Linked DNA regions of Homo sapiens: region 2 is linked to region 1. Evidence: read pairs that join two places in POLR2A ChIA-PET (ENCODE). Cell type or tissue: OCI-LY7. All regions are shown on one strand. Each heading gives the region's core, and the rest is flanking DNA. Links, peaks and the distances in the headings are about the cores only.

What was found. ChIA-PET counts read pairs that join two places held together with the same protein. Peaks named below come from ENCODE experiments on the same cell type or tissue, not always from the same donor. Only the 100,000 strongest peaks of a DNase experiment are listed, where the experiment ranks them.
Region 2: POLR2A ChIA-PET joins it to region 1 with 6 read pairs; 3 of 35 experiments call an interaction of 5 or more read pairs at or near these places.

Annotation. Positions count from the first base shown.
Region 1 is chr13:33,863,699-33,868,105 of GRCh38, forward strand. It overlaps a transcript of RFC3 not described here. Among named protein-coding and RNA genes, the nearest start is that of RFC3, 48 kb to the left of the region's middle. In OCI-LY7, for the core only: CTCF peaks have their summits at 2,485, 3,976 (motif pointing left) and 4,188; a DNase peak (open chromatin) is centred at 2,463; H3K4me3 peaks cover 774 bases; H3K27ac peaks cover 1,612 bases.
Region 2 is chr13:33,792,930-33,797,336 of GRCh38, forward strand. No RefSeq gene overlaps it. Among named protein-coding and RNA genes, the nearest start is that of RFC3, 23 kb to the right of the region's middle. In OCI-LY7, for the core only: no CTCF peak of the experiment used is centred there; no DNase peak of the experiment used is centred there.

The DNA of each region.
Region 1 (4,407 bases), core at 288-4,287:
CCTTCCATGAAACCGCTAAGTCCTTTGTTCCAGATTTGTTACTGCCCTGCTGTATAAGTACTCTATGCTTTTTGTATGTGAGGTTGAGAACCCTGGGATCTTGCCAATTTTCAGAGTTCTACTGGGCATGGGGCACAGATTTCCTCTACTCTCAGTCTCCCAAACATCTCTCCCGAGGTTTTTGTCATTTCTGCCCCCTCCTCTCTCTGACTTAGCGTATTTAGTCCATTTGCACTGCTATAAAGGAATACCTAAGACTGGATAATTTATAAGGAGAAGAGGTTTATTTTGGCTCATGGTTCTGCAGCCTGTACAAGCATGTCACCAACATCTGCGTGGCTTCTGGTGAGGGTCTCAGGAAGCTTCCACTCATGGTGGAAGGCGATGGGGGACCTGGAGTATCACATTGTGAGAGAGGGAGTGAGAGAACGAGGGAGGAGGTGCCAGGCTCCTTTAAACAAACAGGTCTCCTGTGAACTCGTAGAATGATAAATCATTCATTACCCTGAGGACAGCACCAAGACCTTCCTAAGGGACCTGCCTTCCTAACCCAAACACCCCCTCCCACTAGGCCCACCTCTAACATTGGGGATCACATTTCAAAATGAGATTTGGAGGGGACAATTATCCAACCATATCATTTAGCCAAAGAATGGAAAGGCTAGGCCTACCTAGAATATCCTCTCAAGAACACGACTGGCATCTAATTGTTGTATCCTCTTTCTCTTGTTCTGTCTTCTTTCAGTTCTTGGATTTTTTAGTTAGTTCAGCTGAGAGTAGAGGGTTAGGAATTGGAAGATGGAATAGCATGAACAGTGATGCTGAAGTGAGCTCATGAAGGGTGGATATGAGAGTGAGTGGAAACTTGTGATTATGTTGGGGAGTGTGACTGGAGGTCAGGGGTGACCTGGAGATCTGTTTGGAGAGTTATGGGGCTGGGAGTAAGTTGAAGAGATCACCAGTAGTCTCGAGTTTTCAAACTATAGAATTTTTTTCTTTAGGGTAATGAGAAGCCTTTGGAAATTATTGAGCAGAAAGTGATATAATCCAATAAATGGTATAGATTTTAGATACTTTATGGAGTTATTTGATAGGGGATCACATTTCAACATGAGATTTGGAGGGGACAACTCAAATATGATTCCAAGAACCTAACCTGAGCTATGGTGAGTTATGCAGGAGGAAGGGGAGTTCTGTCTTGGACATATGATGTTGCAGAGGCGATTTTGAGATGTAAAGAGAGGTAAAGCCTAGGGATGTATTGATGAAAATAATCGATTGATTGTAGCTCAAACTGTAGAAATAGAAGAGAGAAGAAGAAAGAGAACAAAATTCATTTTGGAATAGTGAGGAACAGTCAGAAACTGGACAAAGATGCAAAATTAGAAGAATGAAGACATAGAAACATAGAAGGAGGATTTCTAAATAGGAGTGTTATCACCAGCATCAGTTGTTGCTGGAGAGGTTTCCAGGGATATAGTGGTTTCACAGTGCACAGTAATCCTCCCAATTCAAAACACCTGAAAGTTCTATAAAAAATATGAAAAAAAATATTTCTATAATGATTGTGGAAATTGGGAAAGTAAGGGGAATTTGTTGCATGGTGCCTTTGCCTGAGGGAGTTGCCTTGTAAGAAGCTGTTGTTTCCTTTGTGCTCACCCTCTCTAGTGACAGCTCTAGGTCTGGAATGGGAATGCATGGATTGAGTGTGTGTGATGGAGGAGTTGGTGCCTGAGAAATTACAAAGGCAAACCTAGGTGGAGAAAGCTGGCATAAGAAAAGAGTAACAGGACTTTGCTAAATTCTTATGAGCAAAATCTACAGGGAAATGAATTCTGAGGAAGCTCTACCAAGGAGGGAAAAGCATAATTATAGACCAATGTATTTATCAATCAATCAATCAATTATAAATCAACCCATTTATCATTGTAGGCTCACATCCCAGAGATTCTGGATTCAATGTACTAGACCAAACAGCAAGAAATAGTTCTCATTGTTGACTTGGGTAGTTGAATAAAACCTAGGTTCTACAGAGGTGTAAATAAACTTTATCTGTCAGAAAATATTCAGTGTGGCCAGGTATGGTGGCTCACACCTGTAATCCCAGCACTTTGGGAGGCTGAGGCGGGTGGATCACCTGAGGTCGGGAGTTCCAGACCAGCCTGACCAACATGGAGAAACCCTGTCTCTACTAAAAATACACACAAAAAATTAGCTGGGCGTGGTGGCTCATGCCTATAATCCCAGCTACTCAGGAGGCTGAGGCAGGAGAATTGCTTGAACCCGGGAGGTGGAGGTTGCAGTGAGCCGAGATCATGCCATTGCACTCCAGCCTGGGCACAAGAGTGAGACTCCATCTCAAAAAAAACAAAACAAAATGAAACTCGGTGTACCATAGACTATGTCTACCAGAGACAGTAGTTCTTGGTTGGCTAATCAAGTGTGGTTCCCCTAACTACATCCTCCAAGAGGTCTTAGAAGGAACTGTCTTCACCAACGCTTTCACAAATATATTGTTGAGGTGAGCACCTTTGAGATGTGGTCCAGGGGTTTTTTCTGTAGGCAGAGATGCCAATGGGAAGTGCTGCAGGGGCAATGGTCTCATAAACTCAATGGGAAGCACCCAGAGACCCAAGCAAGTACTAGCAGTTATTTGGGAGAGGTAACATGGTGTGCTTACCTTCATGGTCAGCTGGAAGGGTGTGATCCATACAGTTTGGAGGTGGATAATTGATCATGAGTTCTTTGATTGGAAGCTCACTATAGCTTTCTTAATGAATTCAAATAAGAAATAAAACCATCTCTAGGTGTTGCAAAGAGTCCTGACTTGAGCTTTTGTAATGGAGAGTCATTATGCCTCATACAGTTCTCAGCCCTGAGCCACATCAAAAAGCTGGAGCCCCTTGAGTAAAGGCAGGTCTGAGCCCCCTCAGAAAAGGCCCGATAGAAAGTCACAAGGGGATACTCTTTATATTTCTACTGGTTTTTCCTTAAAAGCCTTCTTGGTAGTGATTTACCATGGTAACTGGGCCCTGGGAAAAAGGAAATACCTAAATATTCTAAGGGAAGATTTTCCAATGGCTCTAATCTAGACTAATTTCTGAAATTCCACTAAGGCCTACCAGGAGGAATAGGTATTTAAAAAGCCAGATGATAATTAGGGTCCAGTTTAGGGTAAATAGGGTAAATAATCATGTTTTTGAACATGGTTATTCATTCTTGTACATATGTGTACATATAAATATATATGTATACATAAGTGTGCATATTCTATACAATTGGAATAGATTTCCTGAGTAATTGGCAAATATCTTCATAAGTTTCCTGATCTACGAAGGAAGGACTGTTACAGTAGGAAGGGCCAACTGGAAGTTTAAGTGCAATAAAAGAAACAAGGCAATGCTAATACTCTTGGAGTTCCCAGATCTCATCTCATCCCCATCACTAGAAGCAGTTAGCTTTATAGAATAGTGCAGTGGACAGTGGAATACTTAATAATAGTGCCAATACCCGATTTTACAAAATCCAGAATACACTCTAAACTGTCAACTGAAACACAGTACTCTTTCTTCCATACTCAGAGATGTGCATGTCCAGGAATAATGAATTGGAAATGGGAATTGATTCTCTACCTGGTAAAGTAATGACCCACCTATAAAGCTTGCTTTCTTTCCCTGTGATTCTGTTAATCATTTTAGTACCTCAAGGAGAAATGCTTCTTCCAGTGGATGTACTAACAGTTTTCAGAAGAATTGGAAAGTAAACTTAATCATTTTAAGCCACACATGCTTCTGAGAGAAGAGGGGAAAATAAGAATCATGGGATGATTGATTCTAACTGTCAGGAGGAAATAGGGCCTCACTACCCAAAAGAGATGAGTGTAGATGATTCCCTGGGCAGCATCCTATTATTACTTTATCAAGTGGTGAAAATTAATGAAAAATTACAGCTGCCCCCTACAGGCCAGACCCACCAGGGCTGCGATCTCCCAGATGGGAAGGAAGGTTTGTGTCACCCATGAGCTAAAGACCCCACACCGGTTACTATGTTGGCTGAAGATGAAAGGAAGATGAATTGTACAGTAGTGGGGAGAAATCACAACTATCAGCTACAACCCCAGGACTCATATTTCCTTCTTTACCACGTTATGTATACATTGGTATATTTTGACTAATTTTCTTTGTCTTTCCTTCCTCCCTACTATGCCATTTAAAAAATGAGTTTTGTTGGTTAATTTTACATTTCAGGCCACTGGCTACAGAATATTAAGGTGGAATCCAACAGAAATAGAGAGGAAAATAACATCACTCAGAGCTCTTAGACTTTGAGCTGGAGGCAGTAACTGACAAGGCTTAGGGTTGCCTTCCTTTGCTGGGAGAGCTTGAAAATGTCTTGATTGTTTAAGGA
Region 2 (4,407 bases), core at 246-4,245, 71 kb before region 1:
AAATGTTGACAGAACTGAAGGGAGAAAAAGACAGCATCACAATAGTAGGAGATTTTAATACACCATTTTTAATCATGAATATTACATTGAGAACAAAGATCAATATGGAAACAGAAGTCTTGAATAACGCTATAGACCAAATTAACCTAACAGACATTTCACTCAATGGCAGTGGAATACACATTACCACAAGCAGATGGAATATTCTCCAGGATATATCCCGTATAAGGTCATGAAACAAGTAAACGCTTTTAAGAAGTTTGACATAATAACAAGTATCTTGTCTGGACACAATAAAATGAAGTGAGAAATCAACTGCAGAAATAAAACTGGAAAATTCACAAGTATGTGGAAATTTATTCTTAAATGAGTCAAAGAAGAAACCAAAAGGAAAATTTAAAAACTATCTTGAGAGAAAGAGAAACAGCCTTTTTGTTCTAGTCAAGTCTTCAATTGATTGGATAAGGCCAACCCACATTGGGAAGGGTGGTCTCTTTTACCCAGGCTACAGATTCGCATGTTAATCTCATTCAGAAACACTGTCACAGGCACACCCAGAATAATGCTTAGACAAATGTCTAGGTACCCCTTGGCCCAGTCAAATTAACCATTACATCTGTCATATGCTACAACATGGATGAACCTTGATGACAGTATGTCAAGTGACATAAGCCAGTCACAAAAGGACAAATATTGCATGATTCCACTTACATGATATATCCAAAGTAGTCAAACTCATCTCATGTAGTTTGGATGTTTGTTCCCTCCAAATCTCATGTAGAAATATGATTCCCAGTGTTGGAGGTGGGGCCTGGTAGAAGGTGATTGGATCATTGGAGCAGATCCCTCATGAATGGTTTAGCTCTCCTTGGTGATAAGTGAGTCCTGTTCAGTTCACACAAGATCTAAATGTTTAAAAGTCTGGGACCTGTCCTTTCCTCTTGCTCCTGTTGTTGCCTTGTGACATGCTTGCTCCACATTTGCCTTTCACCATGAGTAAAAGCTCCCCTGAGGCCTCCTCAGAAGCCAAGCAGATGCTGGTATCATGCTTGTACAGTCTGCAGAACAGTGAGCCAATTAAACCTCTTTTCTTTATAAATTACACAGTCTTATTTATAGGTATTTATAACAATGTAAGAACAGCCTAACACATCATCAAAGCAGAAAGTTGAATGTGATTGCTGGGGCTTTGGGGAAACAGGGAATTATGTAATGGGTATAAATTATACAAGATGAAAAAGGTCTAAAGATCTATTCTACATCATTGTGTTTATAATTAACTAATGTATTGCACATTTAACAATTTGTTGAGAGGGTAGATCTCATGTTTTGTGTTTTTTTAACCACAATAAAAAAGTAATATGAATTAGTTTTTTAGTAATGATTTACTCTTACAGATTATTAAAGATCCACCTTATGTTAAATCATTAAAGTAAAGGCCATGAACCAACTTGAAAAATAATTTACGAAGTCTCTGTTTCCAAATAAGATTTCATTTCAAGTTATAAGAGTTAGGACTTCAACATATCTTTTTATTTGAGTAGGGGCCACAATCTAACCATAACCTCAATTTGTCATTTGTTCATTATAAAAATGTCATTAAAGCAATTGTTATGGACTGAATTGTGTCCCCTCCTAAATTCATAGGTTCAAGTCCAAATGCCCAATGTGACTATATTGGGAGATAGGGCTTTTAAGCAGGTAATAATGGTTAAGTGAGGTCATAGGTTGGGTCCTTAATACAATAGAACTGGTGTACGTATAAGAAGAGGAAGAGATACAAAAGAGCCCTCTCTCTCCACACATGCACAGAGAAAAGGCCACATGAGGACACAACGACAAGGCCCCATCTGTAAGCCAGGAAGCGAGGCCTCAGAAGAAAACAATGCCACTGGCACCATGATCTTGGACTTGGAAATACGTGTCTGTGGTTTAAGCTACCCAGTCTGTGGTATTTTGTTTTGGCAGCTTTAGCCAACTAATACAACAACTTAACAATGAAAACACCATATATATTTTCTTGTACCTTTCACATATCCTATATCAGTCTTCAAACAGCTGAAAGGATATAGAATAGAATGAAAGGGTAAAAGAGGAAGAATCATTTGTAGTCTTTTAGTACCTGTGGCTGTTATGATTTCTTTACATTACCAGTGTTAGCAAATTCTCAATAAATATCTCAGATTCATTAGGGCTGTAGATTTCCAGATAAAAGTTGTTAATAAATAATTGTTTAGAGTATCCTTCAAATTAATGGCTAAATAAAGAAAAAATAGCAAAAGAAAAAAAATTTCTTTCTCATACCCAATATGACAGTAATTAAAAAAAGGTAAAAAGTGACAATTTGATAAGTTACCGATGCAGAATGTCTATAACTTAAACCTCACCCACAATCTCTTAAGTTATAAGCTAATGTTTAACATTGGTGTAATTATTTATGATAGGACTGGTGTCCCAATTTCTAATGTAAACATCCTCTTAGGGTTTCTAGTTCCAAACTGTAGCTGGATCTATTTCCCTTCACCGGTAGTATAGATATTGGTTTGGCAGCACGGTAAGTAGAATTCTATGTTCTCTTTAGGGACTTAGAGACCTTGAGGAAGACCCCCGCCACCCCAGCCCACCACTGTAAGCTTGGAAGGAGGTCATGTGCCAGGAAATGTGGACAGCCCCTAGAAACTGAGAATGAGCCCTAGTCGACAGCCAGCAGGGCACCAGGGACCTGAGTTCTACAACTGCAATGGGCTGGATCCTGCCAATAACCTGTATGAACTTGAAAGAAATGCAGCCCTGCTAATGCCTTGATTTTGGCCTTAAGCTATTGGGAGCAGAGAACCACCTGAACCATGCTGTAATAAGACTTCTTATCTACACATCTATGAAATAATAAATACGTCATCTTAAGATGCTCTATTTGTGGTAATTTGTGACAGCAGCTATAGAAAACTAATAAAATGAATACAGGCAACAACAAATATTGAACATTCCTTCAATGCTACAGGACAATTTTTTTTTACCATTGAATATTTAGCAATATATATCACTGCAAATTGTATATTTAGTTTTCTAATATTCACAAATTAGGGAAATGACTAGTAGAAAAAAACAAGTAAAAAATCAGCAACATAATAGGAAAGGGAACTCTTCTGCTTTTTGAAAATTAACATTAATAAGATGAAAGGGCAAACTGCATACTGGGAGACAATCGGCACAATACATTTATCTCACAAAGGACTGTATCTACAATATGTAAAGAATTCTCACAATTCAATAAAAAGAATCAACCCAATTAAAATGCACAAAACATTTGACTAGACCCTTCACAAAGGAAGATATGTGAATGGTCGATAAACATGAAAAAATGCTTAGTCATCAGGGAAATGAAAACGTAAATCACAGTGCAATACCACAACACACCCAATCAAATGGCTATACGTGTGTATACATGTATGTAAATATATATATGTATATAATGCCAAATGTTGGTAAAGACAAGAGCATCTGGAACACTCATACATTGTTGGTGAGAATGCAGAATGGTTTGACCACTTTGGAAAACTATTTGGAAATCTCTTACAAAGTTTAATATACCCTTAACCTTACAACCCAGCAATTTCTCAGATATTTACTCCAGAAAAGTGAAAACAGATGGCCTGTACTGGAATATTAATAACATATTTATTCATGTTAGCAAATAATTGGAAGCAATCCAAGTGTCCGTCAAGAAGCAAGTGGATAAATTGCGGTACATCTATACAATGGTATATTTCTCAGTGAACAAAGTCAACACTGATAAATCTCCATGTATCATCCTAAGAGGAAAAAAGGACCACGTACTATATTATTCAATTTATATGAATCTCTAGGAATGAAAAATTTATAGTGATAGAAAGTAGATCAGTATTCTTGGAATGGAGGATAGAGGAATAGAAATGGAATGGGAAGAAGCAGAAGAAAACCCTTAAGGTGATGGCAATACTTGATATCTTCATTGTGTGGCATTTATATAGATGTGTACATTTGTCAACACTGAGTAATCCGTACACATTTTATAGCATGTAAATTATAGCTCAGTTTTTGATTTTACAAAAGAAAGAAGAAAGGGGGCTGGGTGCGGTGGCTCACACCTGTAATCCCAGCACTGTGGGAGGCCGAGGCACGCAGATCACCTGAGGTCAGGAGTTCAAGACCAGCCTGGCCAACATGGTGAAACCCATCTCTACTAAAAATACAAAAAAATTAGCTGGATGTGGTGGCACGCACCTGTAGTCCCAGCTAACCAGGAGGCTGAGGCTGGAGAATCACTTGAACCTGGGAGGCAGAGGTTGTAGTGAGCCGAGATCACGCCACTGCACTCCAGCCTGGGTGACAGAGCAAGATTCCACAAAAGCAACAACAACAACAACA